7 separate regions of the Mus musculus genome follow, and all the other regions are linked to region 4. The links are chromatin loops, found by intact Hi-C in ENCODE. Cell type or tissue: left cerebral cortex. All regions are shown on one strand. Region 1 overlaps Gm26691 (a long non-coding RNA gene). Region 2 overlaps Gm26691 (a long non-coding RNA gene). Region 3 holds the start of Tet2 (tet methylcytosine dioxygenase 2). Region 4 holds the start of Cxxc4 (CXXC finger 4). Region 5 has its middle 200 kb from the start of Tacr3. Region 6 has its middle 46 kb from the start of 4930539C22Rik. Region 7 overlaps Gm26691 (a long non-coding RNA gene).

What was found. Hi-C counts contacts between places; a loop is a spot of excess contacts. Peaks named below come from ENCODE experiments on the same cell type or tissue, not always from the same donor. Only the 100,000 strongest peaks of a DNase experiment are listed, where the experiment ranks them.
Region 1: it touches region 4 in a loop (2.9-fold over the local background); 2 of 42 quality-filtered maps call a loop at or near these places.
Region 2: a loop joins it to region 4, with 5 times the contacts of the local background. A loop is called at or near these places in 7 of 42 quality-filtered maps.
Region 3: it touches region 4 in a loop (2.9-fold over the local background); 7 of 42 quality-filtered maps call a loop at or near these places.
Region 5: a loop joins it to region 4, with 3 times the contacts of the local background. A loop is called at or near these places in 4 of 42 quality-filtered maps.
Region 6: it touches region 4 in a loop (2.7-fold over the local background); 3 of 42 quality-filtered maps call a loop at or near these places.
Region 7: it touches region 4 in a loop (4-fold over the local background); 3 of 42 quality-filtered maps call a loop at or near these places.

The regions. Positions count from the first base shown.
Region 1 is chr3:133,963,664-133,967,663 of GRCm38, reverse strand. All of the region lies in intron 2 of Gm26691 (a long non-coding RNA gene), which reads left to right. Among named protein-coding and RNA genes, the nearest start is that of Gm30484, 150 kb to the right of the region's middle. In left cerebral cortex, no CTCF peak of the experiment used is centred here; DNase peaks (open chromatin) are centred at 2,135 and 2,451; H3K27ac peaks cover 252 bases.
Region 2 is chr3:133,875,248-133,879,247 of GRCm38, reverse strand. All of the region lies in intron 2 of Gm26691 (a long non-coding RNA gene), which reads left to right. Among named protein-coding and RNA genes, the nearest start is that of Gm30484, 59 kb to the right of the region's middle. In left cerebral cortex, a CTCF peak has its summit at 2,738 (motif pointing left); DNase peaks (open chromatin) are centred at 1,217, 1,690, 2,480, 2,704 and 1 more place; H3K4me3 peaks cover 376 bases; H3K27ac peaks cover 193 bases.
Region 3 is chr3:133,543,455-133,547,454 of GRCm38, reverse strand. Tet2 (tet methylcytosine dioxygenase 2) reads left to right here and starts at 3,065. Exons shown (of 11, transcript NM_001040400.2): 1 at 3,065-3,255. In left cerebral cortex, a CTCF peak has its summit at 2,179; DNase peaks (open chromatin) are centred at 2,013, 2,388, 2,568, 3,108 and 1 more place; H3K4me3 peaks cover 1,877 bases; H3K27ac peaks cover 1,863 bases.
Region 4 is chr3:134,234,337-134,238,336 of GRCm38, reverse strand. Cxxc4 (CXXC finger 4) reads right to left here and starts at 1,842. Exons shown (of 4, transcript NM_001004367.4): 1 at 1,651-1,842; 2 at 1,450-1,525. In left cerebral cortex, no CTCF peak of the experiment used is centred here; DNase peaks (open chromatin) are centred at 710, 1,274, 2,153, 2,334 and 1 more place; H3K4me3 peaks cover 2,938 bases; H3K27ac peaks cover 2,280 bases.
Region 5 is chr3:134,627,784-134,631,783 of GRCm38, reverse strand. No RefSeq gene overlaps it. Among named protein-coding and RNA genes, the nearest start is that of Tacr3, 200 kb to the left of the region's middle. In left cerebral cortex, a CTCF peak has its summit at 1,770 (motif pointing right); DNase peaks (open chromatin) are centred at 1,868 and 2,417; H3K4me3 peaks cover 389 bases.
Region 6 is chr3:134,375,542-134,379,541 of GRCm38, reverse strand. No RefSeq gene overlaps it. Among named protein-coding and RNA genes, the nearest start is that of 4930539C22Rik, 46 kb to the left of the region's middle. In left cerebral cortex, no CTCF peak of the experiment used is centred here; no DNase peak of the experiment used is centred here.
Region 7 is chr3:134,144,541-134,148,540 of GRCm38, reverse strand. It overlaps Gm26691 (a long non-coding RNA gene), which reads left to right. Exons shown (of 5, transcript XR_376102.3): 1 at 1-1,587. Among named protein-coding and RNA genes, the nearest start is that of Gm26691, 2.7 kb to the left of the region's middle. In left cerebral cortex, no CTCF peak of the experiment used is centred here; a DNase peak (open chromatin) is centred at 1,770; H3K4me3 peaks cover 403 bases.

The sequences.
Region 1 (4,000 bases), 270 kb after region 4:
CAAGCTTAATTATACTGTTTTAAAGTCTTCATGATTGAACACACATGCACAAACATCTCCCTCACTTTGGCTTTAATCTTGTCTTTCCATTTCCCTGAACATAATTTAAATGCAAAACTTTTCTTACAATTTCAAGTCACTGTCCAGTCCTGTAACTCTTCTACTGAGTATTAATTCTACCTTTCTGGCTATAATTGTCTGGTAGCTCTTACTGATTAAAGAAATATCTGCCTCTCAGAAAATTTAGAGAAGAAATCCTGGCCCACTTTTCTTTGAAAGATTACACATTATCTATTCCATTATGTCAAAACTAAGTTAACTGATACCGTGCTGTGTTCATTTGCTTTTTAGATGATCACTCATTTTCATTACTAATTGCATTCAGCAATCCCTTCACATGGACTATGCCTATATGCTTGCTGCCAGTTTTTGAGTATCATTATGTATCTCTGTACAGGAAGATTCCCAGCCTATACTGTGAAGTATTATGAATAAGGAAGTCAGAAATCACCTGGACATGACAGGAAATATATACTGAGGAATCCCTGCTTACACATATCCATAGCTAGGCCATTATTATTTGACAGCATTTTTGCAGCCTAAAGACTCAACTGACTTCCAGCATTTTTTCCATTATAACATACTTGAATCTAGTCCACCAGAGATAAAGCTGAAATACAAGCAGAGATTAGGCCAGGTTAGGAATGAGACGAAGTGGGGTGGGGTAGAGAGACATGTGGAGATACTATGAGGAATGTAGTGGAGCTCAGCAATGAAGTGGAATGGGCTATACCCCAGTATGGTACCCAATAAGAACTTTCATTTTGCTCATAGCCAATAAAACTACTGTCTGTTATATTGTAACAGTACTGTTTGTGACAGGAAAATAGTGTCTAAAACCCCAATCTCTAGTCAGCCCAACATGTTGTTGTTGCTGCTGCTGCTGTTGCTGCTGCTGCTGTTGTTGTTGTTGCTGCTGTTGCTGCTGCTGCTGCTGCTATGAAGCTCCCTTCAGTCAATTGTGTCAACCAAAACTTTCTTCAGACCCTGTCCAGTGGTCATTGGATGATGAAAATACTTTCAGTTGAAAGTGTTATTTTTCTATTCTTCTTAAACAATTTCACTGTATTTTGACATCATAGAATCCCCTATTTCCACCTGCCACATGAGCCTTAAGACAAAGGTGAGAGTCTGTAGACCTTCAAGTGTCCCCATATACATGATTTGTTAGGAACAGTTAAAGTGTGTTTAGTCATGTGATAAGGAATTGATGATCCAACAGAATCATGTCTATAAAGAGCTATCCACAGCTCTGTTTTCCACAGTATATAGGAAATTAAGCAGTCACAACAGGCCCAGCATCTCTTCCTCATATATGTGAGAATTCCTCATATATGTGAGATTCCTTACAAGGAGATGGTACCACATGTCTATAGGACTATTCTTTTACACAGTTAAAATCCTCCAGACGTAAAACATCAAGAATGCTTGAAGATAGACTTTGGAAGAAGATGAAGACCACCGTTTTGAACGATTCCTAGAGCCTTCGAGGTCCTCTTACAAGAAAACAGAGTTGTCTCTAAACTAATGCACAATTTCTATTTTAGTAAATCCAATGGTCTATGGTGATTCTCTCCACTTAGCTATAAGTTCCTTAAGTTGCCCTTTGTTTAGAATCGAAACAGAATTATATATTGTGCATCTATCTAGTAAACTATTTATTTCAAGCTTTCTACACAGTCGTTTTTTCAGATCTAGCTTATAGAAGCAATAATTTTACATTTTAGTTTTTAGGACATCTTAGCCTTTCTCATTCTGATCACTTAAGCTTTGTTAAATTTCTTAGGAAATGAAAGATTCTCAAAATCATAAAAGTTCCTATTATTTCCTAAACAGCATGCAAAGCTGTTGCATAATCTTAGAAAAAGATAGACAGGACAGACCTTACAAATATATTTAAATCTCTGAAATGTAGACAAGAATATGTAAATTGAAAGTAAATTTATTTTAGTGAACTGGCAAGAAAGGAAAAAATATAAGGCCATATGTTACCATTGGTTTTGCATATTTGGGGAGGGGGGGAGCTCCTTAAGCCAGGCATTTTCAGGCCATGAAATGTCTTCCATAGGTAACCACAGGCAGGCAAAAATAGCAGGCAAGTGTTGAAAGTTAGAAATGAGGACGATGCTTTTATTGGTGACTGAACAAAGTGGGAAGGGAAGTTGTTATAAGAGAAATGGAGAAGAGAGTGGGATAAATTTACTTAAGGGGAAATAGTATCAGTAAGGAAGGTGCTGCGCTCCAGACAGGTCTTTGTCTCACCTTCATCCTTCCTGTTGGCATCCCTCTATCACAGGGAAACCATAGTGAGAGTAACCTACGAAGCAAAGTTCTGTTCCCTACCTCACTACCTGTTGTGGAAACTGTTATTATAAAAACAAAAATCCCAGCCATTTGATTTACTAAATGAAGACTCAGGAGCTGAAAGCTGGGGTGCTAGCTCAGAGAAGCAGACAAAGCACACATCTGACTTTCCTATTCCACCAGCATCTCAGAAGGAAAAGGCTCTTTCTCCATCTCCACGATGTCATGAATACCTTCCAACTCAAACACCCTTCTTTGTGTTTATTTATGTTCACTCCCTGTCTGCTGGTTGTTTGCTCTGCCTCTTGACCTAGGGTTGACATTATTTAGATCTTAGATTAAAGGGTGTGCTAGGACTGAGCCACACCACAACTATATGTTTACAACAAGCAGAACGCTCTTGGGTTAAAGGTGTATGCGAGGGTTGAGCCTCACCACAACAATGCTCATCCAGTTCACAAGCTTAGGGTTCACAAAGTGATCGAGTATCCTGCAGCAGGGAGCCAAAGTCATCTTTTCATCATGACTTGCGTCCCTGAAAATGTCACAACACACAGGAACTCAGCTTCTCTCGTCCAGGATACAAATAATAAATAACTTTAATTTTAATAGAAATATTAAACTACTAGAAAGCAAAGTTTTTCTTGTTCTAATGATAACCCACACTACTAAGCACAATGCCATCTCATCAATAAACACACAAGAACTGTAAGTGAATAAATCTGGACTAAACAATAACTATTGCAAATGTTCATTGCAGCTTTATGTGTTAAGTTTTAGCATTGATAAAACATCTTTCCATGGTCTGTAGTACATAAATTCAGAAGTCAGAATTCCAGCTGTTTCACAAGACAGAATTCTGCTTCTTTACTTGGGAGACCATGTGTAGATAACCAAATAAATTTCTATACATTTTTATAGATTGTGCTATTCAATCTATAAAATGATTAAAAAATTACAGGTCTCATTGGGTTCTGGGGATGTTAATATGATCTGATATAGACAAAGTTACTCTATAAAGTATGCAGTGCTAGATAAACAACTAGTTATTAGTAAAGTTACTTTTGAAGAACCAATAGCAGAGGTAAATGTATAGTTGGTTCCCATACTAGTTACATGACCCTCCAATTACAAAGTAAGAAGTTTCAAAGTACCAAATTCAGGTAAGTCATATTTCCTTACATGGGTCTTGTTTCCATCTCTAGCATTAGTACCAATCTTCTGTGAGATTCTCCAACATTCCCAAGCCGTTTTGTTACTTAGTGTCATAAGTACATGAATGCAGACATTAGAATGTAGCCCTACTAAGCTCCATGGAGGCACCTTGTGTTAAACTTTTATGGTTTTATAACAGAAAAAGATGAACTAGGCACCTTGAGCTGAATACAAACATTCAAGGCCAGTGTGACAATTAGTGTTGCCTACTTGACAAAGTCTAGATTCACTTGGGAGAAAGGGGACATGACTGTGGGGAGATATGGATGGGAGGGGGTGGAGGGAGGGAGAGAGACAGAGACAGAGAATTTGGTCCTCTTCTGCACCCCTGGGCTCCCTCCTCCTCCTCCTCCTCCTCCTCCTCCTCCTCCTCCTCCCCTTTTTCCTCCTCATTTTCAATGTTGACATGCAGTGGCATATG
Region 2 (4,000 bases), 360 kb after region 4:
TGCTGATGTTTACCTAAGCGAGGGGAAGTAAAAAAAAAAAATCTAAACTGAGCTTTTGAAGGATTACCCTAACCATCCATTCCACAGAGCCTAGGATAGATGCCCAACATGCTGGCTTCCTGATGCCATGAAGACTGACTGAGCCATCCAGTCGATAAGCAAAGAACCAGTACAGCTTCAAGCAATGGGCTTCATTTAAACTTTGCAAATTGTGTTTGTTTGTTTTTAAATTAAATGCAGATTTCTTTGAACTTTGAGGAGATGTATTTGAATAAACAAAATTTTAAAAAAATACTCTCTTTTAAGGTTGCTTTCATATTTAGCAGTAAACTCGGTGGGTAGAATTAAAATCTACACACAAGTCTTAAAAGGTAATTTGGAAGCTGCTTCCTTTCACTGTTCCTAAATGGTGAGGTCAGGACTCTAAGGGCAGAGCCCATTTGGCTCTGCTGAAACCTTGCTGTGAGAGCAAGCCCTTTCCATGTTGAGTTGCTGCAGCCTCCTGCAGAGGGATAGGAAACCTTGAACTCCAGTGACTTCTGCTCCAGAGGCACATTGCTCCATTGTAGGAATGAATGGACTGTCTAAAAGGCATCCTAATCTGATAATTATTTGTAAACCAGTTCATATCTACCCTGCTCCCAGCTAAGACTTTGCAGGAATTCTGCAGCCACCAAATTTTCGTCGTTCACCCTGCAGTTCTATTTTTTTTTCACCTTTAAAGAATGCAAGGAGTATCTCAGCCTACATTTTAAATATGAAGAAGCAAACGTGTGAAGTGAGGAAATAAAAATATACTGGGGATTTTTTTTTTTTAGAACTTACATACTTTCAAAGCATGTATATTTTAGCAAGCACCATGTAACCTTCGTGGGAATACAGCCCGAGCCTGTTTTATTCATCAATACAGTCCCATACTGGTAGCAGATTCTGGTGTTGTAGTAGACACTAAGGAAGCAAATAAATAAATGCTTATTTTTAAGAGATGCATTCTTGTGCAGTGAAGTACTTGTACACTCATGTAAATGATATTCTTTTAAAAAAAATGGTAAATTAATCTGTCTTTGTCATCCGCCAAGCATGGGCACAGAACTCTCTTCAGCTTCTCCTAACTCCCCAGAAGACTCGGTGTGCCTAACAGGTGTCTGTCAGACCTACCATGAAATTAACATTGGAATTTGGGGATTGCTCTTACATTTTGTCTGTTTGTTCGTTTGGCTTTTACATAAATCTGGACTTGAAAGACTGGAGATAGAGCGGCCTCAACAAAGAATTTTATCAAAGTGCCCGCTTTGCTTAACTATCGCAAAGTGAACTTTAAAGGATATTGGCAACCTTTGACGGTAAAAGAAAAATCAGTTCTAGGTGTGTAAAACGCACCCACGTGTGTTAAAAAGCACGTGCCAGTGTGATATGTGAAAAACAACAACAAACAAGAAATCAAAAACAAACAAACAAACAAATCCCAATCCTTTTAGGAGCCGCTCAACCTCCACATGAGGTGGAAGTTTCTCCTGACTTCTTACATAGGGAGTGCAAGTTCTGAATACCACTGGTCTGTTGCATTCCCTATAGCCTTCTGACCAGCTTGTATTTCATCTTCCAAGCAGCACTCTCCAGCCCCCACCTAGAGAGAGGTGTGAAGACCTCTGGGTAAATGCCAAGCTTTCACTGAGCCTGAGGCCAGGAGAGGCGCACTGCCAGGTGAGCAGCTCGCCCTTCACGCAAGCACAGCACATAAGCAGTTAACAGTCTTCCCGGTGGCCTGGTAATATATTCTTGCTCAACACTCCTGGCTCTCCAGAATCAGATTTCTGCAAATGTCTCTACATGGAGACATTCACTCCCCTGATCACCAGAAAGGGCTGTATCCAGGGCCAAGAAGAGTAAAAATTGAACGTGCTGTGTGTGTGTGTGTGTGTGTGTGTGTGTGTGTGTGTGTGTGTGTGTGTGTGTAGATGGTGGTTGTGGGGGAGGGGAGGTTTTTTTCTTTCTTTCTTTTTTCTTTTCTCAAAGAACGCCTTCCGATTGACAATTTGAGGCTCAAGGCAACCAAGAGTCTTTAAAATGCACACAAAGGGTGACAATGTGTTCCCTTAACACACACCACAGCTAGCAGAGCCCCTAAACAATTTATTAGAAAGTGGATAGACAAGGGAGATTTAATAGTGATTACCAAAGTGTTGGGAGATGTATTTACGCAACTATAATCATATGTACTCAGGGTGTCTCTAATTGCTTCCACGGACCGGCATGTAATGAGTTAAAGTCAAATGGCCTCAGCAATTAAGGCTATAAGTAAACCATTCCTAAGATACTTGACTGAAAGCACATGCTTGTCTTTGTGCTGAGTGGAAAGAGCACAGGAGGCCCGGGAAGAGGGAACGCGTTTTGGAGAGCACATTAAGCCAAAATAGCACACTGGTTCTGACCATCCTGGGCACTGTGTCTCCATAATTAGAAGGAGGAATACCCTTCTGTGGGTTGGAAACGCCAGTCAGATGGAGACTTAAGTTAAGCTAGCATACATCAAAAATAATTGACAATGGTTAGGCTTCATTGTGGAGAAGCCTCGCACTGGCATTGCAGCCACCAGCCCACCACCCACCTAAGAATTATTATTTGAAAAGGATGTCAGAGGATTATAGAAGATCCCTGCGTCTGCTCCAATTAGGATCAACACTGCGGCTGCTTCCTGGGAGCTCTCCGTATGGAATGATGAAAACATATTGACCCCTGCTGGAAATGTGGAGAACTGCAGCGTTTTCCCCTCGTTTCAAACCTTACAGGAAAGTCACCCTTGGCTATCCCTAAGGAGGTGTCTTAAATTTTTCTACGTCCCAATGCCAGTATCAAAAGCAATTTATAAATTATAGGCATTCTTCAAAATATTTCATAAATGCAACACAATTAAAACTTCCAATGTTATAGCCTCGTGTTTTTGTTTTTGTTTGGTTTTGCAGGGTTTTTTTCTAATGGAGTTTCAGTCACAACCTTGGTTCAAATATTGGGCAGCCACCATCCAAAATCAAGTTTTAATTTAAACCTTTCCTCGTATTTAATAGACCCTTTGTACACTGGTCCCCAAATAATCTTTTTTTTCAACGAATTATAATCTTGGATCTATCTTAACACTTTAATTATCTCGTTGGTACTTTAGATATCACCCCAAGATCTCAATCCTACTGAGGACAGTATCCACAAGCTACTCTCCTAACTGAACAGAGCTGCTAGATGAATGGCTCTCAACATTCCTAATGCTACAACCCTTTAATACAGTTGCTCATGTTGTGGTGACCCCCCCCCCAACCATAAAAATATTTTGTTGCTACTTCTTAACTATAGTTTTGCTACTATTATGAGTTGTAATGTAAACACCTAATAGGCACTATATCTGATCTGTGACCCCCCTGAAAAGGTCATTTAACCCCAAGGAGGTCAGAACCCAAAGGAACCTACACTACTGAAGGCCTCCTCCTAAGAATTCCTAGAAGAATAATACCTGACCAAGAGATTAAGCGCATGAGTCACACAGTTTTCAGCCACGTGGTTAAGGGTGAAGAAAGGAGGTTTGGCTTCCTGCTTTAAGGGCTGGGTTAAAACAATGCAGCTGCTAAAACTCTCTCTGTGTTGCTGGTGGGTGCTGCATCTGAGACCCCAGACCCCAGAACAAGATTCCAAGATCTTTTAGCCCACCTCCATTTGGTGCTTGCTCCTCACAGCGCTCCTCAGCGCATCCAATTGCTCTGAAAATGTGTGCTGTCAAGTGCAAATGTTCAAGCTTCATTCTCATCACATCTCACGGAAACGTGAACAGCTGTATTTGGTGATTAGATTGGCGGTTTTTCCAATATAACAACATTTTCTATTTTCAAAAAGAAGCTCCGACCTTCTAGTAAGTTAGTGACTGTAAGAAACTGATGCAGAAGGTAGGTCGTCTTGTCTTATTTCCAATTTGTGCTGAAATTTATTAACTAAAAATACCCAGTTGTGGAAAGGG
Region 3 (4,000 bases), 690 kb after region 4:
CATTAAATGCCGAATAGCCAGGGCAAGACTCCTGAACTATGATGAGAATTTCAGTTTCTAAATGGGGATTTTGTTTAAGACAGGGTCTCGTGTATCCCAGACTGGCCTAGAATCCAGTGTAGCCACGTGAGTATGACCATGGGCAGGTCATCCTTCCGTCCCAAGCTCCTGGATCACAGGCCTGTCACCATGGCTTGAGCTTCTCTGAGCAGAAAAGGCAGACAGAACACAGGACCAAACAACAGGCTTGCCTAGATAATCCTCGGAGGATTCCAAAGCTGGCTTCTAGGGGCACTGTAGACACTGGTGAGGCTTCAGAGGCTGCCCCTGCTAAACTTTAACTCTGACAATGACTCTGGTTTTGAGGAAGTCCTCAACAGGAATAGTATGGCTATTTTAGCTCTGGTCACTAGCTGGCAGTTTTGGATTTCCACAGGAACTCAACAGACTCTTGGCAGTGCTTGGTAAACAAATAGAAACGAGCCTGGAGAGATGGCTCCGAGGTTAAGAAAGAGCACTTGTTCTTGCAGAGGACCTAGTCTTAGTTCCCAGCACCCACACAGCAGCTCAAAATCATCTGTAACTGACTCCCACTCCTTGACCTCCTGGGCACCAGGCCAACACACAGTACACAGATATACACACCAGCAAAACACTCATACAAATAAACTAATTAATTAATAATCATAATTTTTTTAAAAGGCCAGACAAAGCAGGTGAACAAGGCAAGCTGATTTCTATTGAGTCTGTATTGGCTAGTTTTGTGTCAACTTAACACAGGCTGGAGTTATCACAGAGAAAGGAGTTTCAGTTGAGGAAATGCCTCCATGAGATCCAGCTGTAAGGCATTTTCTCAATTAGTGATCAAACAGGGAGGTCCCCTTGTGGGTGGTGCCATCTCTGGGCTGGTAGTCTTGGTTCTATAAGAGAGCAGGTTGAGCAAGCCAGGGGAAGCAAGCCAGTAAAGAACATCCCTCCATGGCCTCTGCATCAGCTCCTGCTTCCTGGCCTGCTTGAGTTTCAGTCCTGACTTCCTTTAGTGATGAACAGCAATGTGGAAGTGTGAGTTGAATAAACCCTTTCCTCCCCAACTTGCTTCTTGGTCATGATGTTTGTGCAGGAATAGAAACCCTGACTAAGACAGAGTCTAAGCCAACTGGTCTACATAGTTTCAGATGAACCAGTGCCACACAGTGAGACCCAGCCTCAAAAAGAAAAAAAAAATAATTTAAAAATAAGGTGCTGTAGAGCCCAGGTAAATATTTTGATTACTGATTTGTGAGATCACACCTTGGTAACTGTTTCTAAATGGAAGAAACATTGTTTCCTTAGAACTTACTTTAGGCAATCTTCTCTGCAACAATGTAACACAGAGTAACAATGTGCCACATAGAGGTCCTGGCCTTTCCTGTGTGAGTACATACATCTATGAGATTTTACAAAGAGGAAGTGTTTACATTTCATGAAATTAAGGGAAAATGTTATGGCTATTTGCTTCTTCTTCTTCCTTCCTTCCTTCCTTCCTTCCTTCCTTCCTTCCTTCCTTCTTCTTCCTCCTCCTCCTCCTTCTTTTCTCTCTCTCTCCTTTCTTTTCCTTCCTTTCTTCTTGAAACAATCTAACTACAATACCCAGCTAAATTCAAACTGTCAGACATCCTACTGCCTCAGACTTCTAAATGCTGTGATTGCAGGTCTGCTCTTTCTTTTCAAAATTTATGTGGTGTGTGTGTGTGTGTGTGTGTGTGTGTGTGTGAGAGAGAGAGAGAGAGAGAGAGAGAGAGAGAGAGAGTTAGAGAGAGAGTTAGTTGGTTCCAGGCCTCATTTCTAAAGAACACCCACCCACACACACACACAAAGAAAGGGTGCATTACAGACAATATAATAGTGTTAAAGTAGACTTAAGGTTGCTGTGAACGCAACCGATCCCACAGAAGAGGTTCCCAGATTACCTATTAAAACGTAACATTCAGTGACTGAAAACTTGAAGACAGGAGGAGGGTGGGTGGATGTGTGAGCACAAATTTCCTAAACTACTGTCTCATGATTCCTATGAATTTGCCTCGATCTCATCTTCAAAAGTTAATAATTACCAAAAGGAACATTTAAAATGTAAGTTTAAAAAACGGAAGTGCCAGCAGAAGAGCTGGTGCGCACAAGCCTTGAACTTCAGGGAAAACTGAGCGCTCTCTGCTTGTTCGGAATTCAGCTTCCCACAAGGCGGTTTCTTCATTACTTTACCGTACGGAGTGGAAATTTGTGCAAAATAGAGGAACTTACGGGGGCGCCTTGAACATTAGAAACTGCTGGCTTAATTCTTTCGAGTGACAAGCAGGGGCTCGGTGACACCGCTCCTCTGGGCTCTGCGAGACAGCACCCCCTGCGCGGCCCACGTGGCCAAAGTAAACAGAAGGTGGGCCTGGGCGGGGAGAGCCCCGGCGCCGCCGGATTGCTGCAGAGTGGAGACTTTAGCGCCCAGGCCCCTCTAGCTCTCCCGGCACGGCCTTTGGGGAAATGGGGAGCGGCTTGGCTGGGCGACAGGGAAGGGGGTGGCAGGGTGTGGGGGCGAGTGGGGAGACGACTGGTGAGGTGCTGGCAGCGGGAGCGCGGGGAGCCAGGGGCCCCTGGAGCGCGCAGGAGGGCGCAGAGTTTCCAAGTGCCTACGCGGCCCCCGCGGGAGACAGAGGCGCGGAGGCCGCCCACGCGTGGGTGTGCGGCCGGCGGCACCCGGGGCTCAGGAAAGGCCGGGGAGGAGCCGAGCAGAGGAGGTCCCCTAGCCCCCCGCGAGGGAGTGAGCGCGCAGCCGGGACTCGCCGCGCCCCCGCGAGGGAGCGAGCGCACGGCCCCGGGTCCCGCCGCGTCCCCGCGAGGGAGCGAACGCACGGCCCCGGGTCCCGCCGCGCCTCCGCGAGGGAGCGAGCACACGGCCCCGGGTCCCGCCGCGTCCCCGCGAGGGAGCGAGCGCACGGCCCCGGGTCCCGCCGCGCCTCCGCGAGGGAGCGAGCGCACGGCCCGCTCCCGCGCTCGCGCCCGCTCCGCTCGCATGCCAGTCACGTCCGCCCCCTCGGCGGCCGCCTGAGAGCCGGCCCCGCCGAGCCTAGAGAACAGACGTCAAACTGCCTTATGAATATTGATGCGGAGGCGAGGCTGCTTTCGTAGAGGAGCAGAAGGAAGCAAGATGGCTGCCCTGTAGGATTTGTTAGAAAGGAGACCCGGCTGCGACGGCGGTGGACTGCGAGGCTGAGGGACCAGAACCAGGTCAGAGCGCTGAGGTCCGCGCCTGTCTCTCTCTCTCTCTCTTTCTTTCCTCGCTCTTGACGGCTGCGGAATGGTCCCTTTCCAATCTCCCTCTCTTTCTCTCGGCCTTGCGGGGACTGTCATGTCACCCACAAATACTAAGAGGGAAGAGGGAAGCCTCACAAATTACAGGAGCTTCTTCAACATGGCTGACAAATATAGTTTTAATTCAGCACCCCCTTCTCCTGCGACCTGCACTTCTGTGGTCCCTTCTTCCTGCTAATGCGTGTCTCCCCTCTGTACCCAGAAAACTTACCTTTGTACCTCCCACCAGCCGCTCTTCTGGCCTTTTAGTCTCAGGAAAGTGAGTGTTTTCTTGGGGCTGCCTTCCTGAAAGAGTTCATCTTTGGGGACCACCACTTTCTCTTTTGATCCTCCTCTCCCCTGTTCTTAGTATAAGTCCAGGGAGCCCCTAGTTCATCCTCAGACACCCCGGAAAGAACACTGACCCGGTGTGTTTGACTCTTTTATCTCCAGTAGTGCTTGTTTGGGTCCTGTTCTGGGTTTGTGTCTCTGGCTTCCAACACGTTTGTCCCCTCGTGGACTACACTAGACAGATGTCACAGTGTGTAGATTCAGGATCCACTACGTGGAGGGCTTTTTTTTTTTTTTCCATTCTTTCTTTTTTTCTCTTGAGTCCTCGCGTTTTGTTATTGGCGCTAAGTGAGAGGGGAAAGAATAGTTTCTCTGCTCCCTGAAACAAGAC
Region 4 (4,000 bases):
CAGGTGTTTTTTTATCCAAAGAACTGTTAAGATGTTTTTTTCCCCCCTTTGCTATTTTTTAAGAGGAAAGTTTAATGCTAACTGGGTATTTGCATTTCTCTCTCTGCTTACAGGCCATCAATAAGCATTAGGAAGAGGGGTTCTGCTTGTTTATTAAGGGTGAGAGCTATATCATATCCTTCTAAGAATTAAAGCAAAAATATAAAATGTATATTCACCTTAAAAAAACAGTTTCTTTGTTTCCCTATTTATTTTTTTCTTTGCCAGAGTACCTTTCTCTGGCTTCTTCTGAAGCCTAGAGGTTGGTGTGGAATTAAAACTGAGGGCCTAGCAATCTCTGTCTCAAAATTTCAGAGTTTCAAATGCATATCAATTATAGTCATTATGCTTATAATTAGATTAATGAAGCATTATGTCCAAACTTCAAATTTGAAAACTTCAAGGTCTACTGATGAGGCACCCTAAAAAAAGGGGGGTTTATGTAAACAAATCCCTATTAGGCAAAGTAAAGCAAGATAAGGAACCTCCCTCCGGCTGGATTAGAAACTGGCAGGCATCCTTCAATCACAGCAAGTCCCTAATCACTCAGGCACCACCTCTGTGGTTTCACATTAGGGAAAACTGCTCCCTTCTGAGGCCTGATGACAATACAAAGGTGCCCCCCAAATCCTCCTGGCTAAATATTCCTGACACTTGCTAGGGTCTGGGGGGAAAGACACAGTAAGAATACACATACAGCTTCCGTTTCTGTGAATTACATTGAAGATGCAAGATCATAATAACTGCTAGTCACTAGAAACTAGTTCCGCCAACCATGCAATGGGCATCATCCCACTGAGGGGAGGGGACACTAACATTTTAGTCTTTTGACCTTGTTCCAAATAAAGAAGGGATCTAATATCCCCCTTTCAGAGTCTTAGCATGGTGTTTCCAAACAAGCTGTCCTTGCTTCTCCAATTGCTACTACCTCCCCCCCCCTTCCCTCCTCTAGGTTCAATACCACCAGAAACTGTAGAAAAGGATTGTGCCCAGCATCCAGGTCATTATTGTTTAATCAATGCATCCCTGGAGCATGAAAAAAAGGTACCTAAGCCACAGCTATTGTTTGGCTTTTATTTAGCAACAAAATAAAGCACACACCAATAACTATAGTTCTAACACCAAAGCTAAAATAAACATCCATACTTCATGATCCTGCTTTGCCTCTGAACAATGTGACTGTACATGCCTAATACTGTATGTCTGATCTACCAGAGACATGGAGATCAAAGGTCATATTTAACATTCAGGAGGAGGGGCCGGTGCAGATTAATTAATTAATTAATACAGTCACGGTTTTTATTGCTGGAGACCAGCATTAATCTACTTTTACAATCCCACCGGACAGCAAACATTTAAGAGAGAAAGAGAAGCGGGGAAGCCAGAGGAAGAGAAAGAACAATCACTTACCAGTCTCTTTTTATTTGGGGAGCCTTAGAATTTACAGACGCTGCCAGTCTGCCTTTAATTAGTTGCACATCACCCCCTAACACAAAGAAACACAAATCCAGATGTGTCTTGGCAGCTCCCAATTACAACTTTAATACTTGTAAACAAACTGTTGGGAATGGGGGGGTGGGGTAAATAAATATGCGGATGAAAAAAAAATACCTGTAAATGGCTTTTTTTTTTCTTGTTGTAGAGAGGAGGAGGAGATGGTGTTAGTGGAGGGGGTGGAAGGAGGAGGAGGTGGGGGTGGAGAGGAAAGCGCCGAGTGTGAGCGTGTGTGGGAGAGCGCGGGGCTGTTGTCGGTGGTCTCTGCTCTTCCCGGCGCGTTGCTCCCGGTCCGTCTCCAGTCGCTGTGTGCGAGGGAGGGAGGGAGGGAGCCGGGGAGTCTCTCTCTCTCTCGCTCTCTCGCTCTCTCTCTCTCTCTCTCTCTCTCTCTTTCTCACCCCCCCCCCCCTCGCTCTGTTTGTGTGTGTGCGTGTGTGCGGTGGCTGGGGGAGGGGAGCGCGGAGAAAGGCGAGGGAGGCGGTGCGGAGCCGGGGGCGGGGGCGGGCCGAGGTGAGCAGGACGCAGGGCGCGGACACCTCCCGATGATTGGCTGCAAATTACACGGGGAACAAGAGGCGCACGCGGGCCAGCGCTCCTTTTCACAAATCCCCAGCTCGCCGGCGCGGCCACGTTTCCCGGCTCGCCCGCCACCCCGCCAGCCTCCGGCGCGGCGAAGGATTTGCTTTTTTTTTTTTTTTTTTTTTTTTTTTTTTTCTTCTGGCAGATAATTGTTTGGAAGGGATGGAAGAGAGGGCGTTCCCGCCCCTCGCGCCCTCGCTCTCTGCGGGTGTGTTTGTGCACGCTGGGCGGGGGGGTGTGTAAATAAACTTGTCTGGGTTCCCTGGCTGAGCTGGGAAGAGCTGTGCCAGACACAGAGGGGAGGTCCTGTGTGCTGCAGGAAGACTCTCTCAGTTTCACATCCCGGTCGCGTGCTTTTAAAGGATCTTCCTGGCGGGGCCGGGAGAGACTCTTTAAAAGAGAATCATTATCGTTTTAAAGTAAGGGGGAAAGGGACTGGTGTTCTGCTGGTTCGAATCCCTGAAATGTTATTATGCCGGAATGTAAAAAATTTGATGTGATGCTTGACCGGTCTCAGTCTGTGACTGCCTTTCTCTCTTCTCCCACACCGCCTTCCATTCCCACTGTGTCCGGGTCTTCCTGCCCTACAAAGCTTCGCCCTCCCCCTTTACTCTTTCATCCGGTAATTCCAAGGAGTCAAATATCTATCCCACCTCCCTAATTTTAATTCCAAACTTTACTTTCATATCTAAATGATCTCTTTTAACTAATTTTAATGTGATGGGCATTTTTACTTCCCATCACCTGGGGAAAATACTTCAAACTGAAAGATAAGTATTTAGCACACATCGCATATAAATAAAACTCATAAAATCCAACTATGAATTAACCCCTTCCTTCCTGCCTCAAAGAAACCGAGATACACTAAACACATGCTGTCCACACTGAAAGAAACAGGCATGAAATAGGATGTAAATGTTTAAGTCCTTTTAAATGTGATTCTTTCTCCTTTCCCCCTACCCACTTGGAAGGGATTTTGAGAAGGGATCTCACACTGTATCCCAGGAATTTCTAGAATTTGCTATACAGCTCAGGCTAGCCTGGTTCCCTTCTTGGCAGTCATCCTGGCTCAGACTCCCCAGTGCTGGGGTTCTAGACCTGTACCACAATATGTGACTCTGAATGAGTCTTCTAAAAGCAAACAAAATCAGACTATGCTTGTTTAAAAATAGAATAAAGTTACACGTAGAAACAAAAAGCATCTTGTGGAGTAATATAGTAATGTGGTTTCAGAGAGGGAAGAAAAAGGTGAGTTATTTGTTTTGTGAGAACAGAATGCTAAAAGGCAGCTTAAACTATTTTATATTTTAATTTTCAAAAGATTTACATTGACATTGTCAAGATTTGCTCGTGTGTAGGTTGTGGATAGTGAATACGCTGGTAAGAGTGCTGGTGTGCACACTCAAGGTGGTCTTTCCAGAGGTAACCGTGGTATACATAGTTGCAGTTATGTTTGACTTTTTTTGTAGACATAGGCTGTTTGTTTAAAAATAGTTATGTCTTTCCAGACAAAATAATTGGATAACTAATGAGTCGTTTCTACATTCCAGGGAGTGCCTTGCATAGTCAAGGAAAGAAAATTTCCACCCAATATTTGTATTCTTTTCCTTTTCCTTTTGAACTGTGCACCACGTGAAATCTATCAGCAGACTACAGTCATTTTTTAATGTGTAAATGTATTGCACAAAGATTCCTAAACATCCTTTCAAGTATACGGATGTATAAATACTGTTTGTTTGTTTTGTTGAGACAGAGTTTCGCTGTGTATTTTACAATAGCCTTGAACTTAACTGTACCTGATGAATACTAAGATTATAAGTGTGTGCCATCACACCTGGCTTCCAAGTTTACAAATATTTAAAGAATTGGTTTAATGCTTAAAGCTACT
Region 5 (4,000 bases), 390 kb before region 4:
TGTTATCAATTTTAGAATACCATGTATTCTTCACTTTTTTTCTTTTCTTCTTCCTTTCTTTTTTTCTTTCAGTTGATCCATCACGAATCACAGTCAGTTTTGACAGGATGAAATGTGCTGTCAAAATACTGTCAATCAGGATTCAAGAGTTACCACTTTTGCAAAGTATCATTCCACACTTGCATTTCACACAGAAGCTTTACTTTGTTTAATGTTTAACTAGCATGTTAAACCAAAATTTTACATCCTGCTTGTAGACCCTGGAATTTGAATTTATAACTTGGAGATCTTGTAGCTATGGAAGTGCCTTTATCTTTGCAATTCAGCATAGATAATGCTGTCAAACTAAGGTGGAGCTGAGTTTCTTGTGCAACAGCATTATCAATGTCCACAACAATCAAAGATAGGGAGAAGGCTTCTTGGGAAAGTGAGAGAAGTTGGCAGTTCTGACTCCACAAACATGACCACTCCACCACCCACATAAATCCTGGCACAGTGACACATACATTCCCCCACCAAGAAGGCAGGACCAAAAGCATCCTTTAGTTTTGTTGGCTAGCCATCCTAGCCTTTCTACGAAGTCCAGGTTCAGTGAATTCTAGCTTCCATTGCGCGCGCGCGCACGCACACACACACACACACACACACACACACACACACACACACATATTCACCACACACTCATAGACATACACATGCCACATATAATACACTCACATACAACATACATGCATATCACATAATACGCCACACATACCACACATGTATACACACCATAGATACTACATACCATATAACACCTATACATTCACCACAAACAACACATTTAAACCATTCACACACACAACACACCATGTACACACACATACCACCCACATAACACATATACATACTCCACATTCACACATCACACAGACACAGCACACATGTCTTGCATACCCTACATAACACACACGCACACACATCTACTGCATTCAAAGGCTGTTTATTTTCACTTTTCCTTTCCCATGAACAAAGTGTCAGCCGCAGCAGAACTTACACAGATGGACGGAGAAGAAAGTCCTTACAACAAAGGTTAGCATGCTGCAGGGTTAAAAACCTCATTTTAATAGAGAAGAAAACCAACCAGCCAGAGTTTTTCACATTTCTCATCTGTGCTATTTGATGGTTGGGTAGTAAAATCATTAAATATTAGTGGACTCTGTCAAATTAGAGAACTAAGATAGCTATTTTCATAGATCAAACTGTATTTTTTTAGATCAAAGAAATGGCTTTTATTTTCTTGAGTTTTTGGTAGCGATTTGATTTTTTAAAACATTCTTGGGATTATGGTAATTACGTCATTTTCCTCCCTCGTCTGCCCAAACATGACCTGAGCGCTGACAACAGAAATCCACACCCTAAGTGGAAGGAATCGACACCCAGTGTGGAAGAATCACCCTACACTCAAGGAGACTCAACCCGAGACAAAGAACTGCAAGCAACCACCGAATGCTGACAGCGGGAGAAAGTGTTCCCCTGGGAAGAGCTCAGAATTGTAAAAGGCAACTTTTCAGAAAACAAAGTTAAAGATATCTTGCCTGGGTTCCCTTTCAAACTTCCATGATGCCCGGGTGTTGTTTCCTTCATTTTCTTATTTGCAGAAATTATTACTGAGAAGCATTCCATGTGGAATAAAGATTGAGTAGCTTTCAGTCTTGTAAGTCAAAAACATCTGGAATTACTCAGCCATTAATAAAAATTGCCAGCGCAGTTCAGAAATAAAAGCAGCACTAGGTGGCACTGGAAGATCGCGGCTCCGTGGCACTCGTTGCTCTTCGTTTTCTCCTATAATTCTCAAGGGGAAGAAGAGGAGCTATGGGGGGAAATCATGGCTACAGAGGTAAATATTAATTCATTTGCCTGCTTTTCCTGGAAGCTATTCCAGAATGTGTTCGTGAAAGCAAATGGCCAATTTACTAGAAGCTTCAGCACAAGGCCCATTAACCATCCCGTTTAGATATAATCAAAGACAGATAAAGGGATTTGCACCCTTGCTTCTGTGGGGGCTTCTGCTGTTCCATTTGCTGAGACTGATGACAGGGACATAGTGTTTAGCTACAGCTATAAAGATACGGATGGCCTCGTTCATAGGTAAATAATCAGTCATCACTTAAGAGATACACAGTTTCTTTCTTTTTTCCTAGCAGAGCAAACACAAAGGGTTGTTCTTTCTCTCTCTCTCTCTCTCTCTCTCTCTCTCTCTCTCTCTCTCTCTCTCTCTCTCTCTCTCTCTCTCTCTCTCTCTCTCTCCCTCTCCCTGAAATGGCATATATTCTAAGTCAGTGGAGTTATTTATTTTTCATTTTGCAATTCCTTCACACTAAGGGTCAGCTTGACTAACCCGCAGCAATGACTCATCTTTTATAGTTGAGGCGTTTGAACGGAAGTCCAGCCCTGCTTCTCCCCACACCCACCCTAATCTTCTTTCATGCGACCATGAAGCCAGCCTTTAAATCCAGCAGAAGATGTTTCTGTCATGCTCTCAAGCTATAAAATCCATTTCCAGGTCTGGAAGACGGGAATGATATGTGGATATTTGTTTAAAAAAAAAATCACGGTTTGTCTGTCCTCCTAGCTAGGTAATGTGAAAGGTCTTTAAATTCAAAATATTTCGAAACATACATCATTTCTTCAATGTCTTCTTCTCAATGGTAAAATGTTATTTTAAAATGGTCACTTTCTGAAGATTTTTTTTTTTTGTTGAATACGGAATTAGAATTCATTTTATCTCTTAAAAATCAGAATGTAATATATATTGATCATATTTTTCCCATCCCCCAACTCTTCCCAGATTCCCCACCATCATCCAACTTTATGTTCTTTTTCCTTTCTTAAAAAACAAAAATATAAAACAGTAAAAAGTACACACACACACACACACACACAAACACACACGGGGGGGGGGATCTTGTCCATCTTGTATTGAAAGCCTTTTAGAAGAATTTTTAAAATATATTTCTTGAAATTTTCACTTTTGTGTATACAATGGATTTGATAACACCACCTCTCTCCCCTCCTTTAATTTTACATATTTAATAGCTCATAGAAATTGTGTGGCATATTTGTGGTTTTGTCAGCCACAGGATCCATTTCTCTCCTAGTGTTTTATTCTTTCCTTTAGCAGAGACCTGGATTGGAGCAGGCCTATTTAAACATGGGATTGGTCATACCTGGTGCTCTGGACTAGGGAATCATCCTGAGCTGGCCGACAGACATCCTGAGCTGGCCGACAGACATCCCGGATGTGAACGGGAAGCATCAGTTGTTCCTTTTAGCTTTTTTTCCTTCCTCCTCCTTCATTTCTTCTCTCCTTCTCTTTCCTTTCATTTTGTCTCTCCTCTATTCTTGTCCTCATTATAGATGTTTAAAATTAATTTTGGAATTCGCACTCCCTTAAGAGTTCCCCACAGATCATTTCTTCCCATTCTCTGGCTAATTGTTAACACTTTTAACATATAACAAAGAAAATTACTATTTGTGTAACAGTCAGAGTATTCCATGTTTGAGAAAAGACAAATTAACATGTTTCTTTTCTTTTCCCCCTTTATTCCTCCAAGTTGGTTAGTTTAAGATCAAGGATAATATCATACACAGTATGATAACAGAGAGACAGTATCTCCTTAGTACACAATGCAATCAATTAGGAATAAGTCAAGAAACTGAATGAAACAGAAAAAGAAGAAAGGAAAAAAAATAAGGAAGCATGAGAGACACAGAGAGAGAGAGAGAGAGAGAGAGAGAGAGAGAGAGAGAGAGATCATTCCTGTGGCATTTTGTGTTTTGGTTTTTACTCTGTCTCGAGATTCTCATTGAGCTTAGTCACATGACCAGAGACACTTACCAGAGATGGATGCTGACACAAAAAATTTCCATCGCAGTATATTTTGTCTAATGACTACAGAAGCTAACATCTGTAAGTGCAGGTTTTCATAGAACTGAATGCTGTGGACTATGGACT
Region 6 (4,000 bases), 140 kb before region 4:
CATGTAGAGCTTGGAACCTTTTAGCAATTTCATGAGAATTTAAAGATGACATGCTTTCAGGGTTGGCTTAGAAAGCTAGGATTGTGGTGAGACCTTCTGGCCTCGAGTTTTTCTTACTAACCAATGACTGAACAAATGTGTAAGGAGGCATAACTCTGGTAGAAACTTGTTCTTTAAAGCAAAGGAACTTCCAGAGAAGGAATTTATCTATGACCCATCTATAGTCAGCAATTTTGGTAATGGAAAATACAAGTCAAGTTTCTCATTGGAGCATTTATATAACAACCCGGAGTGTTATATATAAAGAGATCTGGGAAACTTTTATCAAATCAATTTCATGAGAAAAAAAAATATATATATATACATACATATATATATCATATGTCTTTTTATTTGGATTTGTTAAGATTATAATATAGTTATGTCATTTATCCTTCATCCCTCCAAAGAGTCCCAGATTGTTCAAATTAATGAACTGCTTTTCTTTAATTATTGTTAGGTGTGTGTGTGTGTGTGTGTGTGTGTGTGTGTGTGTGTGTGAAAGAGAGACAGACAGACAGACAGACAGATGGAGACAAAGAGGAGAGAGTATTCCTCAATATATAAAATCCACATAATGGCACTTGTATGTGCATGTTATCAGGGTTGACTGTCTAGCACTGAATGATCAGTCAACTGTTTCTTTTTGGAGGGAGATTATTTCTCCCACTCTCAGGTTTTATTGGCTGCCTGTAGCTCTTTGTCATACATCTACAAAATACATAAATGAGATACTGCCAAAGCAGCAGAGTAAGTCCACAGGCCCATCTTTCTACAAATAGAAAACTCAAGTGTAGACCTAAGAATCAACATTTTCAGATTCTATGAAACAACTAAATTTGTTGCAATTAACTCATAATTTTTTAAAAGGCAACTTACCTACATTCATCAGAACAGATTTGTGGCAGTGTGATTCGTCCTGGCCCTCTACCTCTAAGGTGTGGTGCTGTCCTACACTGTGTGGCCAGTGCTCCCAGGATAGGACCCTGGAAGTAAATTCCACAAGCAGCAAAGCAGACTTCACTATTGAGAAGCTGGGTTCTGTGTGTTCTAACCTGCTACACCAAGGAAGTCTTTACTTTCTGTTCTGTCTAACTAAGAACTGAGAGAGAGAGAGAGAGAGAGAGAGAGAGAGAGAGAGAGAGAGAGAGAGAGAGAGAGAGAGAGAAATAGAGCCTTTAGGATGGCCAGCAAATTATGCTTCCACTCTTTAGACGGACTCTATACCAGTGGTTCTCAACTTACTGGTAATGACTCCTATGAGGGTTTAATGACGTTTTCACAGTGGCCACATATAAGATATGCTGCAGGTCAGATATTTACATTGTGATTCATAACAATAGCAACATTAAAGATATGAAGTAGCAACAAAAATAATTTTATAGTTAGGGGACACCACAAAATGAGGACCTGTGTTAAAGGGTCCAAACATTAGAAAGGCTGAGAACCAACCACTGCTCTATACTGACAGGTTAATCATTTACATTGATTTTATTTATTTAGTACTTGTAAAATGATTTACCTGTTCCAAATACTATGATGTTATGATTTATGCATTTCTAATACTTTCTCAAACTCCGTGGCTTGAGACTTTAGTTTCATTAGGTAAAAGTCCCCACTTTAAATAAAATATGATGTATTCATCACTTTATAGTCGATGTTTCAAGACATACTACCTATAACAAATTCAAAAAGAGTTTATCTACAATACATTTTAGCTCTCTGTTGTTTGATCCTTTTATGTTTGAGCCAAATTCCCATTGAAATTGTTGTTAGATGGCATAAAATAAATGACGAAGCATTACTTTCTAACTTATGGACACGTTGGTCTTTAAAATTCCCTGATCTGGGCCAGAGAGTTAGCTTAGATGTTTGCATTTGTTGCTTTTATGGAAGACACAAGTTCAGTTCCCAGCACTGACATGGTTGGCTCAAAAACATCAAAAATTCCTGCCTGGAAGATCTGAAATCTTCTAACCTCCAAGGAAGACACACACACACATACACACACACACACACACAGACACATACACACAAACAAACACACAATGCACATACTTACATGTAGTCAAAACATTCATCACATAAAAAAAAAATCTAAAAATCCTTTTCCCACAATTAATTCCATATTCCATTTGCCGTTAACCAGGCCCAGAGTAGTTGAAAATTTCCAGTACTACAAAATTTGAAAATGTACCTACTCCACTGGTCACCAATTATTAATTATTTTTTATTATATCCTAATAATCTTTAAAAGATTTTTAAAATCTTCTCTGAAGAAGCTCCTGGACTCTAGAGTGATTGTTTTACATCTCCTTAAGGAGGCAGCAATTACACTTCCCACTGCATAGAGCCAGTATGCTTACTATCTAACGATTGTTTGATGGGACTCCCAATGCCCAGACATTAACGCCAATTTCCAATTCAATGGGAGAATTATTTATAAAGTTTCTGGGGGTTGTTTTGTTATTATTGCAGTTTTTGTTTGTTTGTTTACTGTGTATTCCATTAAACATATAGAAAACTAAAGTTCAAAGCATAATTGAAGATTTCCAATCTAAGGATGGGATTTCAACTAATAGATTAATAGTTTAAAAGTGTAAAACAGCTTAGTCAATGAATTTAAAATGTGAAATCATTATATGTGTAAATCACAAACCGCTATATCAAAAATTGCAGACTTAGCAAATCACTCTTATTATATAAGCTTATTCCTTTGTTTGTTTCACACAGTCACCTGCTGTAAGACTGTATTATAATATAAAATAACAATCACACTGTACAAGGATGTGTGTGTGTGTGTGTGTGTGTGTGTGTGTGTGTGTGTGTGCACGCTTGATATTGGGTAGTGGTTTGTTACTGAAATATGGTTTTCATTTCCATGGAGTACAAAAGGACAGAAGCATAGGCTTATTGAAAAGGCAGAGCAGGAAAGCAGGGCTGTTTTCACCAACATGCTAAGTGAGAGGCTGTAAAACTACAGTTATTTCAGTGATGTAAGAAATAGGAAACCTGACAGGTCTGACCTCAGAGGTCATGTCTACATATGAAAAAACGCATGTAAAAGGCATGTCTGAAATTGAAAGCACATGCTGGGTACCATGGGCAGATTTGTTTCCATTTTTGCTTTAAAAGGAATATTTTCTTTCAAATACAAATAAAGCAAAAAACAAAACAAAAAACAAAAAAACAACTATATAGAAAGCAAAAGAGGCAGGGTGGAGCCTTAGTGGAAATGAACATGGAAAAGATGCTTCCCTGTTATACTTAATAATATGAAACATCATCTTCTTTTTCCATACAATCTTCTTGATATTCAACCCACTGGCAGGTGATTTTCCTTAAAAATCGCACTGACTCCTTAAAACTGAAGATACTTCTTAACTTTAATCACTCAAAAAAAACCTGACAGACGGATCTGTAAGTAGGAGTACTTTGTAGGAGCTGCTAAAGGCAGCAATCATTAGCTGTCATTGATGATAGGTGAATGTTAGGAATCAATATACTATATCTGCTTTTACATATGTTTAAAAATCCTTAAATAAAATACCAAGCAGTGATGAACAGAGAGGACACTGCTACCTACATGAAGACATTGGTGAGCAGTGGTGATATGAATTTGCCCAGGATGATGAGCAACTATCAAATCTGGCTCTCAGCAAACATGGCCCCGGCCATGATGCACACATCAATATATTTCTTAAACATCAGAAAATCAAAATGCACTATGTCTGACATTTGTTTGGTGCTTTTTCCATTTACTTTGACAAATCAGTTTATTCTGTTTGGATATTTTATATATAGAAGTAAACTAACAATGCCTGCAGAATTATGCCTCCAGAATAAAAGGAAAAGCTTACTTTTGAAATCACTTTTCTAAAAATTGTTAATCAACATAAATGTCCAACAGAATAGAAAGGCCTCAATGCTTCTCAAGATATAAAAAATTTTGCATGCATTT
Region 7 (4,000 bases), 90 kb after region 4:
GATTCAAGTAGGATGGGGTCTGAGAGTCTCACCTGATTTTTTTTCAAAGATTTTTTTTTAGCCATAGATATTATTTCATCATGACATTCTCTACCTTCAGCTCTATTTCTTTGTTGTAGATGCAATAACAGTTAAAACACTCAATTGGCGGGAGATGTTGTAGTACATCTTCTTGAAATTGGGGATGTAAAATGTGCCTCAATCTTCATGGCAAGGACAATACAGGAACAAGGGATCTGCAAGAAGAATTTTAATCAACTTGATCTACCAGTGGCACGTGGTGCGTAATGTATCAGCATCAGATCATAACAGCACATCCTAGAACGTCATCAGGAACATGTGGAGGTCAGATGACAATTCTCGGGAACTGGTTTTCTTCTTCTACCATGTATGTTCCAGGTGTAGAACTCAGGCAGTCAGACATGGTGGAAAGCCTTTATTTAAGGTCATTTTTCAAACATGATTTTTGTTTTAGGTTGAATTCCCTTCTCATTTTGATAGAATAAAGAATGCCTGATCCAATATTATTAAATTATATCTAATTATGAATTTATGATAACTATAACAGCAATGACCAGGTCAAGAAGATTAGCTGCTAAGTCTTTCCTTGAATCTATCCCAAAGTACTTGTTAGTTACAATAGCTAACATTTCTCAAGGGCTCAGTATATCATAGGCTAGGTTTTAAGGGATTCATACGTAAAAGTATATTAACCCATTAAAACCATGCAAGGAAGTGACATTATAACACAAACATCAGGCTCCAGATTCCAGTTTCCGAATCAAAAACCTATCATATCCCTGCATTTGACTGATACCATTGTTGCTGTTGCGTTACAAAAGGTAATTAAGAAAGGGTTCTAAAACATGAGCTCTTCCAGATCCAAAATGGGAAACTGAGGCCCCCCTACAACATCCCTAGAAGGTTCTCTTTCAACTTTGATGAGCTGTCATACTCAAAATTCAGCTGCCATTCCCCGTGGTCAGGCAGAGCCAGCATCAGCTCAGAGTGGAATCAAAGCAGGGAGCGGGGTTTCCAGGCAATTGCAGCAGTAACCTCGACCTGACAGCCTCAGTTTCCATCTTGTTCTGTCCCTGGTTTCCTCATACAAATCTTTTCTGCCCCTTTCAAGCATCTTCTTGTGGCTTCACACGATGAAAGAAAAATTAAAACCTGTTTCCCGAGGCCAGAAATAAGCCACCTTTACAAGTTGATATCTGTGTATTGTTTCCTTAAACTCCTACCCCTCCAGTTCTTAAGTAAATGAAGGTTGCATGCTCTCAGGAGGTAAATTAAAATAGTGTTTTCTTCTGTTTACTTGTCATTCTGGAAAATCTGTGCTTCCTTTTGATAAATAAATAAACGAAACGAAAACGAGTTTTGCGAAGCCAAGGTCAAGAGATCCTTTTCTCACTTCTCTCGGCTGGAAAATCATGGTCGCTCTTCACTGGGCTACTCCAGCAGCAGCAGCAGCAGCAGCAGCAGCAGCAGCAGCAGCAGCAGCAGCAGCAGCAGCAGGTGACTGTCAGCTAAGTCAAGCACCAAGGACAAGGAGTTCCTCTTTTCTTCATACTGCTTTCTGTGCAGGTAAAATGAAAAATCAAATCCTTTCCTGTCCCTGCATCATTGTCCTTTCTGAACATGGCATTAACTCCCACAAAAGAGCCTGGTGGCAAAGGGTGTGATTAGCTAGATAGGCTCTAACAGCTGGGCTCCAGGAGACTGAAGTGAGGTGGAGGAGGGGCGTCCCTCACAGGTCCTGAGTCTGGTAGTTCTATCAGCGCTGCAACAGCGGCAGCAGATGAAAAGCTTCCAGAGGTGGGGGCAGGGGAGAGCCCAGATTGTAAACATCTCTTGCCTGTTGCCTAGAAGCGGTGGCTGCAAACAATCTAAAGACTGAGCCTAGATTTTCAAATTTTTCCTCTCTATGCAAAGCTCCGATTCCCTTTTAAAATGTGCGGCCATTTTACGAGGTCATCCTCTCACATGCAGTGTGTGCATACAGCCTAGCTTCCTCCCTCCACCACATGTAATTGCTAACATTAAGTGGCCAACCATTGTTTAACAAAATCTTGTTAATGTTAGGACATTAATTAAGAGGCTTAAAAAAAAGTATGATGGCTAGCTTATAGGGGGTACTTATATTTATAAGAAGCGACAGAAAAATTTAAATGTTCATTATTTGTTTATGGTATAATTTTGATGATTCCTGAATAATATGTTTCTCACACAGGCTCTGATGGATAACAAGTATTTGGTATGATAAATTAGTAAAATATGTGGTATGAGTAATGTTTTAGGTTTTGGGAGGAAAAATGAACTGCTAAAGATTATGTGTGTGCAAGTTGGTGTCACACACACACACACAAAGGGAGGGGGATGTGTAAGAAAAGGGCACTGTGGTAATAGTGGAAGATTTTAATTACCTCAGTATAGAACAGGATTACATCAAGTGGAGGAAATAAGGCTGGAGCCAATACCAAGCTGATTTCCAATTGACTGTGTACATCTCCCGGAAAGGAAGAATGCTAGGTTTAAGATTAAATAATACTTGGGACTCAAAGCGAAGATGGATAGGATACAGGCGCAGTGATTAGATCCCATTAAGCATAGTATTTGATCTCAAATAGAAGCTAAAGGTATTTAGAGACCACGTGGAAATTTAGGAAGATAGGAAAGGAAAACACAGCATATAATCATTAATTCAGACAAAAAAAAAAAAAATACAAACCAGAGAATTGCGATCAGGGTAAATAGCAGGGAAGTGGCTTTTTCAAAGCCAGCATCACCCTGAATGCCAGTCTTACCAGTGAGCAGTAAATGCATTTAGCCTTTCACTACATCAAAGTGGGAAATGACTCTTTTCGAGAATGACGCAGCATTTCTTTTCCTCTCCCTTTCCGTGATTCAAATTTTTTTTAAAAGACTAAAAAATAAGATCCTCTCTAATTGGAAGGAAACTCTAAAAAGAACTGAGTGTAGAAAGGGGGCCAAAGTGAACAGAGTTGAGGATAAAGTTGACATTAAAAGCCTTCAATCCGGGGAGGCAGCCGTGGGGCCATTAAGGGGATGAGAGGAAGTCAGTGAGAGATGAGGCTGTCTTGCCTGGAGCCTGAACTGAATCCTCTGCCTGGGTATTTACAGAAGCAGCTGAAGGTCACATCCTGGAAACTAGGATCCATCTTCTTGAGGAAAAAAGTGAAATGTTAAAAGGATTTTATGATCGGGTAAGAGCAGATCGTTGGGCAATTAGAACGATTAGAAGTTGACACGGCACAAGACCCAGGTTAAGTGTGTCTCAGAAATCCGGGAGAGAAGCACAGAAGACAGGAAATGACTTCTGCAGCTTTTCCTCATGGCGTGCTCAAGAAGCTGAACCAGCAGTGTTTAGTGGCTCAGCACAGGGTATTGAAAAGAAATCCCAAGGACCTTTCAAAATCTGCTTAGCAAAAATCCGAATCATGGCCAGAAAGCAAGTAGTGCCTGCCATTGTTTTGCCACCTAAAGACATGCACGACCTGGGTGGAGTTAACGTTAGCTCTACAATGAAAAGTATCGGAACATGCATTCGTAATTCTACATAGGTGAACGTGGAAGTTGGTCACTTTTTCTAAAATTCTTATATACTGCTCCTCAAAAACTCAAAACTGCCATGCTGCATTCAATGAGGCAGGAATATAAACAAGAGTAAACCTGAACTACCTCTAGACTGAAAAATAGGTTAGCATGTAAAATGGAAAGGAACCATCCTCACAGATCCTGGTCCAGTTTTTATTGTCAAAGAGTCATCATGACCATCACCATCACCGTCACCTTTACAGTCACACTCACCATCACAGTCACCGTCATCATCATCATCATCATCATCACCAACAGCATCAGCATCATTAGTGTCACCATCAGTGTCATCATCGTCATCATCGTCATCACCATCATCACCAACATCATCATCATCATAATCACCATCATCACGATCATCACCAACATCATACACAGAGAT